Regions from separate parts of the Homo sapiens genome. Here region 2 is linked to region 1. A link is an interaction called in ENCODE POLR2A ChIA-PET data of the cell type or tissue named here. Cell type or tissue: OCI-LY7. All regions are shown on one strand. Each heading gives the region's core, and the rest is flanking DNA. Links, peaks and the distances in the headings are about the cores only. Region 1 overlaps RERE (arginine-glutamic acid dipeptide repeats). Region 2 holds the start of SLC2A7 (solute carrier family 2 member 7).

The links. Peaks named below come from ENCODE experiments on the same cell type or tissue, not always from the same donor. Only the 100,000 strongest peaks of a DNase experiment are listed, where the experiment ranks them.
Region 2: POLR2A ChIA-PET joins it to region 1 with 5 read pairs; 2 of 35 experiments call an interaction of 5 or more read pairs at or near these places.

Annotation. Positions count from the first base shown.
Region 1 is chr1:8,711,341-8,715,734 of GRCh38, reverse strand. All of the region lies in intron 1 of RERE (arginine-glutamic acid dipeptide repeats), which reads left to right. Among named protein-coding and RNA genes, the nearest start is that of RERE, 100 kb to the left of the region's middle. In OCI-LY7, for the core only: no CTCF peak of the experiment used is centred there; a DNase peak (open chromatin) is centred at 2,814; H3K4me3 peaks cover 1,101 bases; H3K27ac peaks cover 2,332 bases.
Region 2 is chr1:9,025,058-9,029,451 of GRCh38, reverse strand. It overlaps SLC2A7 (solute carrier family 2 member 7), which reads left to right and starts at 3,029. Exons shown (of 12, transcript NM_207420.3): 1 at 3,029-3,157; 2 at 4,378-4,394. The coding sequence starts at 3,107. In OCI-LY7, for the core only: no CTCF peak of the experiment used is centred there; no DNase peak of the experiment used is centred there.

The DNA.
Region 1 (4,394 bases), core at 326-4,325:
ACAAGGTTTTGTCATGTTTTCCAGACTGGTCCTGAACTCTTGAGCTCAAGCAATCTGCCTGCTGTGGCCTCCCAAAGTGCTAGGATTACAGATGTGAGCCTCCTTGCCAGCCCGTCACCTTTTATATATCTTCTACTTTCTCCTCTTCCTCTTCCTTCTCATTGTGGTAATATCACCATTTGTGGTTAAATCAGTATTGAATGTTTATATTATTATTATTATTAAGACGGAGTTTCGCTCTTGTTGCCCAGGCTGGAATGCAATGGTGCAATCTCGGCTTACCAAAACCTCCGCCTCCTGGGTTCAAGCGATTCTCCTGCCTCAGCCTCCCCAGTAGCACGGATTACAGGCGCCTGCCACCACGCCTGGCTAATTTTGTGTTTTTAGTAGAGACGGGGTTTCACCATGTTGGTCAGGCTGGTCTCGAACTCCTGACCTCAGGTGATCTGCCCGCCTCGGCCTCCCAAAGTGCTGGGATTACAGGTGTGAGCCACCGCACCCAGCCGAATGTTTATATTATTATAGGCATGTATATATTGTTATAGCTTAAAACAAATATTGTGGGCTGGGCGTGGTGGCTCACGACTGTAATCCCGGCACTTTGGGAGGCCAGGACGGGCAGATCATAAGGTCAAGAGATTGAGAGCATCCTGGCGAACATGGTGAAACCCCATCCCTACTAAAAATACAAAAATTAGCCAGGCGTGGTAGCGCACGCCTGTAGTCCCAGCTATTCGGGAGGCTGAGGCAGGAGAATCACTTGAACCCAGGAGGCGGAGGTTGCAGTGAGCCAGGATCGCTCCACTGCATTCCGGCTTGGCGACAGAGTGAGACTCCGTCTTAAAAAAAAAAATTGTGGTATGATTGAATTACATTTCTTGTACAACTTCTTTCCTGGAATTAATAATTGTCTCTCTTTTGATTCTTTGTTTTGTTTTGTATGCCCCGTCTCTAAATCACCCTTAAATTTTCCAACAGAACTATTGGAAAATCAGTGTAATGGAAAATATTAATCTATAGATCAGCCTTGGTGCTATCCTCCTGGAACCCATTGCCTCATTTTGGTGTCTAGATCTGCCACTGAGTTGTTGGAAGAAGACTTCCCTTTCATATGACTCTCAGATCATTTTTCATGGCTTCTTGGTTGGGGTTCCCTCTGTTGTTTGTGAAGTATTTTCCTGAGAAGGGTACATGGGAAGTAAATGTTTTGAGGCTGTGTGTGTCTGAAAATGTCTTTATTTTATGCTCATCCTTGATTATCTCACAGTTTGGCCGGGTATAGAACTGTAGGTTGGAGACTATTTTCCTCAAAAATTTGAAGGCGTTACTCTATTGTCTTCCAATTTTCAGGAAAGACGCCAGAGCATAATACAGAATACACTCAACTGAAAGCCAGTATGGGCCTTTTAGGATGAGTTGTTACTTGAATGATGCCCCTTGGAAAGATAAAGTTATTAGAGTGATGTCTTCTGAACCATAAGGGAAAAGATAAAGTTGAGAGAATTTCATTTTACTCCCATCTGTTAAATGGCAGTAGTTCAATCCTCTCTAGAGATATTGTAGAAATAAATATTTAAAAATTTAAAGATAGCTATAACTATCAAATAGAAAATTACTTCTTGGGGTGAATGGCAAACTTTGTGGTATTAGCCATTTATGTTTGTATTTTAAAGCACTTTATCATGATAGGATTTTTCCAATCACTACCCTTTAAAAGCCAAATGAATTTTAAATTCATGTGCTATGTGTATTTTAATATTAATATTTGGATATTTTTGGCTTAAAGTTTTCATAATATAACGTTTAATTCCATTTAAAATGGAGTCCACCATGAAAAAGCCTCATTTTGATTGCCTGTGTAAGCTAAGTATAAAGAATGGAATCAGAAAATTGTAATTTTTGAAATAAAATACCTTTAATGTTAGGTATGTTAAGACTGTTTAGCACTGTAGTTGAAGTTTGCAATTACTATTATTATTATTATCATCATCATTATTTTTGAGATGGAGTTTTGCTCTTGTTGCCCAGGCTGGAGTGCAGTGGTACAATCTCGGCTCCCTACAGGCTCTGCCTCCCGGGTTCAAGTGGTTCTTCTGCCTCAGCCTCCCAAGTAGCTGGGACTACAGGTGCCTGCCATCACGCCCAGCTAATTTTTGTATTTTTAGTAGAGATGGGGTTTCACCGTGTTGGCGAGGCTGGTCTTGAACTCCTGACCTCAGGTGATCCGCCCACCTCAGCCTCCCAAAGTGCTAGGATTATAGATGTGAGCCACTGTGCCTGGCCAAAGTTTTTAATTAAAAAAAATTTTTTTCTTAAAAGCAGAGACCAACCATTTTGTTAGGGATAAAACATTTTTAAAGTTAATCTGCCTTTTTTGCAAGAATTTGCATTCAAGCAAGAGTGTCATTTTTACATTTGATTTTAATAATTAATATTAGTATAATGATTAAAATAGAGGTAATCAATAGAAAACTTGTATCAAATGGCAAGCACCAATTCTTAACCCACTGCTAATTGTTTCTAGGAGGTTGTCTTAGCATTGGTTACTATGGTTTTTCCTTAGCCTTTATAAATTACCACAAAAGACAAACTGTTCCTCCTCCAGTTACTAAATTAGTTCCTATTTAATGTTGAAAGGTATCTTGTAAGATTTATGATTCAGATTTTATAACAAGTCTTATTTTAGGATAATGTGCTTTTCTAGTTATATGAGTACCTTTTTGGCCTTTTCCCTAGGGACATTAATCCTTGGCTGGGAAGAATAAACTATAGTCCTCCATAGCAGCTGACTGCAAACTGCAACCATGACGCCTTAGGCTGTTAAAACAAACATTTCTCAACCTTATAGCACAGACTTCCTGTTTTTAAAGCTTTTCTGACCTTCCTGAGAAAAAGACCAATATAGCTGTGGTTACATCCTGTGTTTTTTTTTTATTTTGTTTTTCATTAAAAAAAAAAATCCATTGAATTTTTCTAAAGCCCTTGAGTATAAAAGTGATTAATGCACCAAAAAATGTAAATAGCACAGGGCTCATGTCTGATCTTTGCTAGGCCTTCAATAAAAGATAATAGAACCAGGTCGGCTTTTAATGCGTCTCTGTTTGTTCAATGTCTGCTACAATTGGAATGTCAGGAAAATCTCACATTAAAGGACCTGCCCTATTCTGGAGAGATTGTGAAGGAAGCATTTGGCAGTCATTTCCTTTCACTTAAGAGAATGAACATGCTTTACATTATAATCGTTTAAACATACCAGAGTCAGCTGATAGGGCTCTCGTATTCTTCACTGTAGAGTCAGCTTGCTCTGAAGATTGGAGGGGATGATCAGTGTTTAGATTTTATTGTTGGAATTAATCAGATGATGTAAACGTTAGAAGTTAGCCCATGCCTTCCTTTGTACTCACTCAGTTGTTGTTTCCTGCAGCCCAAGTATTTGCTCTTTTAGTTAAAATTAAACTCCAGAATGTATGTTCAGCATTTGTCTTTATGACAGTCTCACTCACTTCTAATCCCTTCAGAAGAAAACACAAGAAACCACCCTGTGTTGTGCAGATCAAACATTCTCGAATCTGTGGCTTTTGATTTTTGTTTTAGCCAATGTATTATATAATGTTTGAGTGTATATTTTTAACTGGAGTCTTCTGGCATTTTCTAGAGAGCAGTTATTGGCTTTTAGGCAGGCAGTTCCTGGATCTGTAATGCTACCTCTGATGCTGAGACTGGCAAATGGTACTCATTTAATTTTTTGAAACATTTAAATGTATGTATTTTTTTCTGAAATACACGTGTGTAATTTTATTTTAAAGTATTTTCATTTATTGGCGGCATAATACTAGAGAAAACATGTCCTAATAATAATAAAGGGCAAAATTATATTTTGAATTTGTGTACATTATTTTAATAAGTCATACAATTATCTGTCTGGTTAATATTTTGAATTCTTAGGATATTGATTTCAGTTGTGGTTTTGAGTTATCCTTAAGATTACTTCCAGTACATTTGGCTGGATCTCCACACTGATTTTATCATATATCATCAGTTCAAAATACACGAGGGGCCTCATTTTAAACATCCCATTGAGGCCCTGCATCCCTGAGCTCTTTCTTCCACAAAACTGTTTGTTTTTAAATCTGTAAAACCCTTTTCCAAACGAGAAATTTCTCTTCTTAACCCTGCTTTGGCTTTTCAACGTATCGCTCTATTGGAATTTAATAATTTGATCTGCACAGTCTGAGATCTCTAGTGAGTTTTGAAATAAAAATGAAAATGTCCTTAAACATATTTAAAGCATGTGCTATCTAAGAGGTCTTGCTCTCTGTCTGAAGTTGGTTTAGGGCTACATCCATGAGACGGCTGCACACTTCCAAAAACTAAAACCTCCAGGCCTGACCTTC
Region 2 (4,394 bases), core at 252-4,251, 310 kb before region 1:
GTCCAAGATTGAGGAGCTGCATCTGGTGAGGACCTTCCTGCTGTGTCGTAACATGGCAGATTCCTTTATTTTAGCCCAGTGAGACCCATGTCAGACTTATGACACGTAGACCCCTAAGATGATAAATATGTGTTGTTTTAAGCCACTACGTTTTTGGTAATTTGTTACAAAAGCCATAGAAAACTAATATAGAGATTTTGGTATTGGGAAATGGAGTGCTGCTGTTAATACCTAAATAGCTAAAAGTATGTAAATGGCTTTAGCATTGCACAATGAGAAGAGGCTGGGAGAATTTTTAGAAGCATGCTATAAAAAGCCTAGATTACCTTGAACAGACTGTTAGTAAAAATATGAATGTTAATGACCCTGCTGGTGAGGACTCAGAAAGGAGGGAGGAGCAGAGTGGAGAAAATGCCTATCCCTTTAGAGAATACCTACAACAGGCAGGGTGCAGAGGCTCACACCTCTAACACCAGTACTTTGGGAAGCCGCAGTGGACAGATCATTTGAGGCCAGGAGTTCAACGCCAGCCTGGCCAACATGCTGAAACTCCATCTCTATTGAAAATACATGGTCAGGCAAGGTGGCTCACACCTGTAATCCCAGCATTTTGGGAAGCCGAGGAGGGTGGATCACCTGAGGTCAGGAATTTGAGACCAGCCTGGCCTATATTATAAAATCTCCTCTCTACCAAAAATATGAAAGTTAGCCAGGCATAGTGGCACACGCCTGTAGTCCCAGCTACTCAGGAGGCTGAGGCAGAACACTTGAACCCAGGAGGCGGAGGTTGCAGTGAACCAAGGCATATGAGACCACATGCCTCTCACCCCCAAGAGCGCCTAGCCCTGTGCCACCTCCTCCTCCTGGCCACTGCACTCCAGCCTGGGCAATAGAGTGAGACTCTGTCTAAAAAACAAAAAAAATGCAAAAATTAGCTGGGCATGGTGGGGCACGCCTGTAATCCCAGCTACTTGGGAGGCCGAGGCATGAGGATTGCTTGAACACTGGAGGCCGGAAGCGACAGTCAGCCATGACCACGCCACTGCACTCCAGCCTGGGCAACACAGCAACACTTTGTCTCAAAAAAAAAAAAAAAGAGAGAGAGAGAGAAAATACCTACAACATAGTCAGGAGCAGGAGCAGGATAAACATAAATAAGGACCTTTCATTCTCTCAGTCTTGTCATTTACCCACCTGTTACCACCCATGGGCAAACACATTTTCCCCCAGGTATCCTTTTTTTTTTTTTTTTTTTTTTTGAAACAGGTTCTCGCTCTATCACCCAGGCTGGAGTGCAGTGGTGTGATCATGCCTCACTGCAGCCTCAGCCTCCTGTTTTCCAGTGATCCTCCTACCTCAGCCTCCCAAGTAGCTGGGACCACGGGGGCATGCCACCATGCCCAGCTGATTTTTGTATTTTTGGTAGAGATGAGGTTTCACCATGTTGCCCTGGCTGGTCTTGAACTCCTGAGCTCAAGCAATCCTCCACCCACTCAGCCTCTCATTGTGCTGTGCTTATAGGCATGAACCACCGCACCCTGGCCTTCCCCAGGTATACTATGTGTATTCTGCTTTGATCACTTCTCTTAAAGGTCATGTTAATTAAAAAACATGTTAATGTTTCCATGTTCCCACATTTCATAATTATCCTTTGAAACAGAAGTCTGGCATTCCAATCAATTAGTTACTCCTAATTTATTCAATCATTCTCTACTTTAAAAAAAAAATGCTAGTAGAAATGATTCTGAAATAAGCACCTTTGTCCAATATTTTATTGACTTATTTAACACTATTTAGTGTAATTAGAAATAATAACTGTGTTTTTCTGAAAGTGTTTAATTTGTTCTTTCCCCCAAATGGACAATTAGTCCAAATGCACAAGAGGAGGCATATATGAAGAACCTAGGAACACACAGAAAGGAACAGCAAACACTGGGATCTACTTCCGGCTGGAGGGTGGGAGGAGGGAGAGGAGCAGCAAACAAACACTGGGAAGTGGGCTTAATACCTGGGTGATGAAATAATCTGTACAACAAACCCCCGTGGCACGAGTTTACCTATGTAACAAACCTTCACATATACCCTGAACCTAAAATAAAAGTTAAAAAAAAAAAAAAAGCCAGGTGCGGTGGCTCATGCCTGTAAGCCCAGCACTTTGGGAGGCCAAGGCAGGCGGATCACTAGAGGTCAGGAGTTCTAGACCAGCCTGGCCAACATGGTGAAACCTCATCTCTACTAAAAACACACAAAAAAAGGCTGGGTACGGTGGCTCACGCCTGTAATCCCAGCACTTTGGGAGGCCGAGGCGGGCAGATCATGAAGTCAGGAGATCCAGGCCATCCTGGCTAACACGGTGAAACCCCGTCTCTACTAAAAATACAAAAAAAAAATTAGCCAGGCATGGTGGCAGGCACCTGTGGTCCCAGCTACTCAGGAGGCTGAGACAGGAGAATGGCGTGAACCCGGGAGGCAGAGCTTGCAGTGAGCTGAGATTGCGCCACCGCACTCCAGCCTGGGCGACAAAGCGAGACTCCACCTCAAAAAAAAAAAAAAAAAAAAAAAAAAGCTGGGTGTGGCGGCACGTGCCTATAATCCCGGCTACTTGGGAAGCTAAGGCAGGAGAATAGCTTGAGCCCAGGAAGCCGAGGTTGCAGTGAGCTGAGATTGCGCCACTGCACTCCAGCCTGGGCAACAAAGGAAGACCCTGTCTCAAAAAAAAAAGAGGCATACATGGAAAAATGACACAGAAAAAGCATCCTAGATCCAGGTCACAGCCTCACTGGGTCTCTGAAAGTCCTCATTTCTGCGGACCAATGTCAGGCAATGTTTTTTCTCTCTCCTTGGTGCAACTAGGGAGCTTTCGGCTTGGGGCTTGGTGGGTGCAAAGACGAAATTCGTGCTGTGTATGATTTGTGCACTGGCAACGTGTGTCTTATCAACATTTCCAAGGAGAATTTGCTCCTGGGGAAAGTCAGCAGGGTCCAGAGAGCAAAAGGATCATAAAGCCAGGTAGGCCCAGGGGAGAAACAGCCGGTCTTTAGGTGGCTGGCGCAGAGCAGGTGTCACTTGGGAGGTAGAGCACACCTGTTCTCCCACCTGAACAAGGATGGAGAACAAAGAGGCGGGAACCCCTCCACCCATTCCATCCAGGGAGGGGGTAAGTGCCAAGACTAGGAACCTGTCACTGTCCCTCTCCCACCAGCTGTGCAGACCTGTGGAGGGAGGTGAAGGCCGTGGAATGCTTTTAGCAAGGAGCGGGTAGCGTGCTTCCTTTTTCTTCAGGATAACCAGGCCTGGGAGAGCCATGTGGAGAAGCAGCTATGCTCAAACCTCATGGCTCAGACATGGGCCAGGGTGGCTGAGCGAATGCTGGGAGAGCGGATGGTGCTGGAGATGCCTCTCTCCCTTCCACCCCTGCTCCCCTCCGCTTCCCCTACCCTTAAAGATCGAGGGGAGATGGCCTCTGAAGAATGCCCGAATCCTGCCCTTCTGTCTGGTTGTTCCTGGATGTGCAGAGCTACGGGCTGTGGGCAGCCAGGCAGCTAAGTGTGAGGGTTGGGGTGAGGACATGTGGAACAGGAGTGAGGGGTGGAGGGGGCAGTGGGGAGGGGGCATGCACCAGGGCCTTGGCTCTAGGACATGGTCAGAGACCCTGCCCACCTGCTCCTCAGACTTTGGCCCTCAGGCCAGTTCCCCTCCAAGCTGCCCTGGGTGTTGTGGCAACCATGGAAAGCCTGGCCCTGAGCACAGGCGACTGCCGGGATTTTCCTAAGGGCCTGTTCTAGAGGCAGAGGCAAGCAATGAGTCCCTCTGTCTGGGATGCTCTTCCCCCCGATGCTTACACAGCTGCTCCCTCTCATCCATTCTGGTCCCGGCTCAAAGGGCGCCTGCTCAGAGAGGCCTTCCCTGCCCTGCCCACCCTACTGAACACAGTCTCTCATTCCTCACAGGCTGCTACCCCACCCATCACCCTATTTTATTGTCCTCACAGCATTCTAGCTATTTGGAATTATCATCTTTGTCTTTCTTGGACGGGGTGGGCTCCCCTCACTAGAAAGTGAGCTTCTTAAAGGCAGTGCTTTGCTGGGCCTTTTTCCTAAAGCATCCCCTACTTCACACTTGGCCTCCAGGGCCTAGTACAGGGCCAGGCACGTAGCAGATGCTCAGATACATCCTCAAGGAGGGAATGAATGCGTGCAGAGACCTCAGCCCCCAAAAGCCCCAGCCCTGCGCCACCTCCTCCTCTTTTCCGGGGGCACGGCCTGGGATCCCCCATCCCCCACTTCCAGCCCAGGCTGGAGGGAGGTGGAGGCCCAGCCACTCCACTTCCCGAGGCCCAAGCCCACAGCGTCCCGACCTTGGACTTGTCTCCTACAGCGGCTCCAGCCGACGCT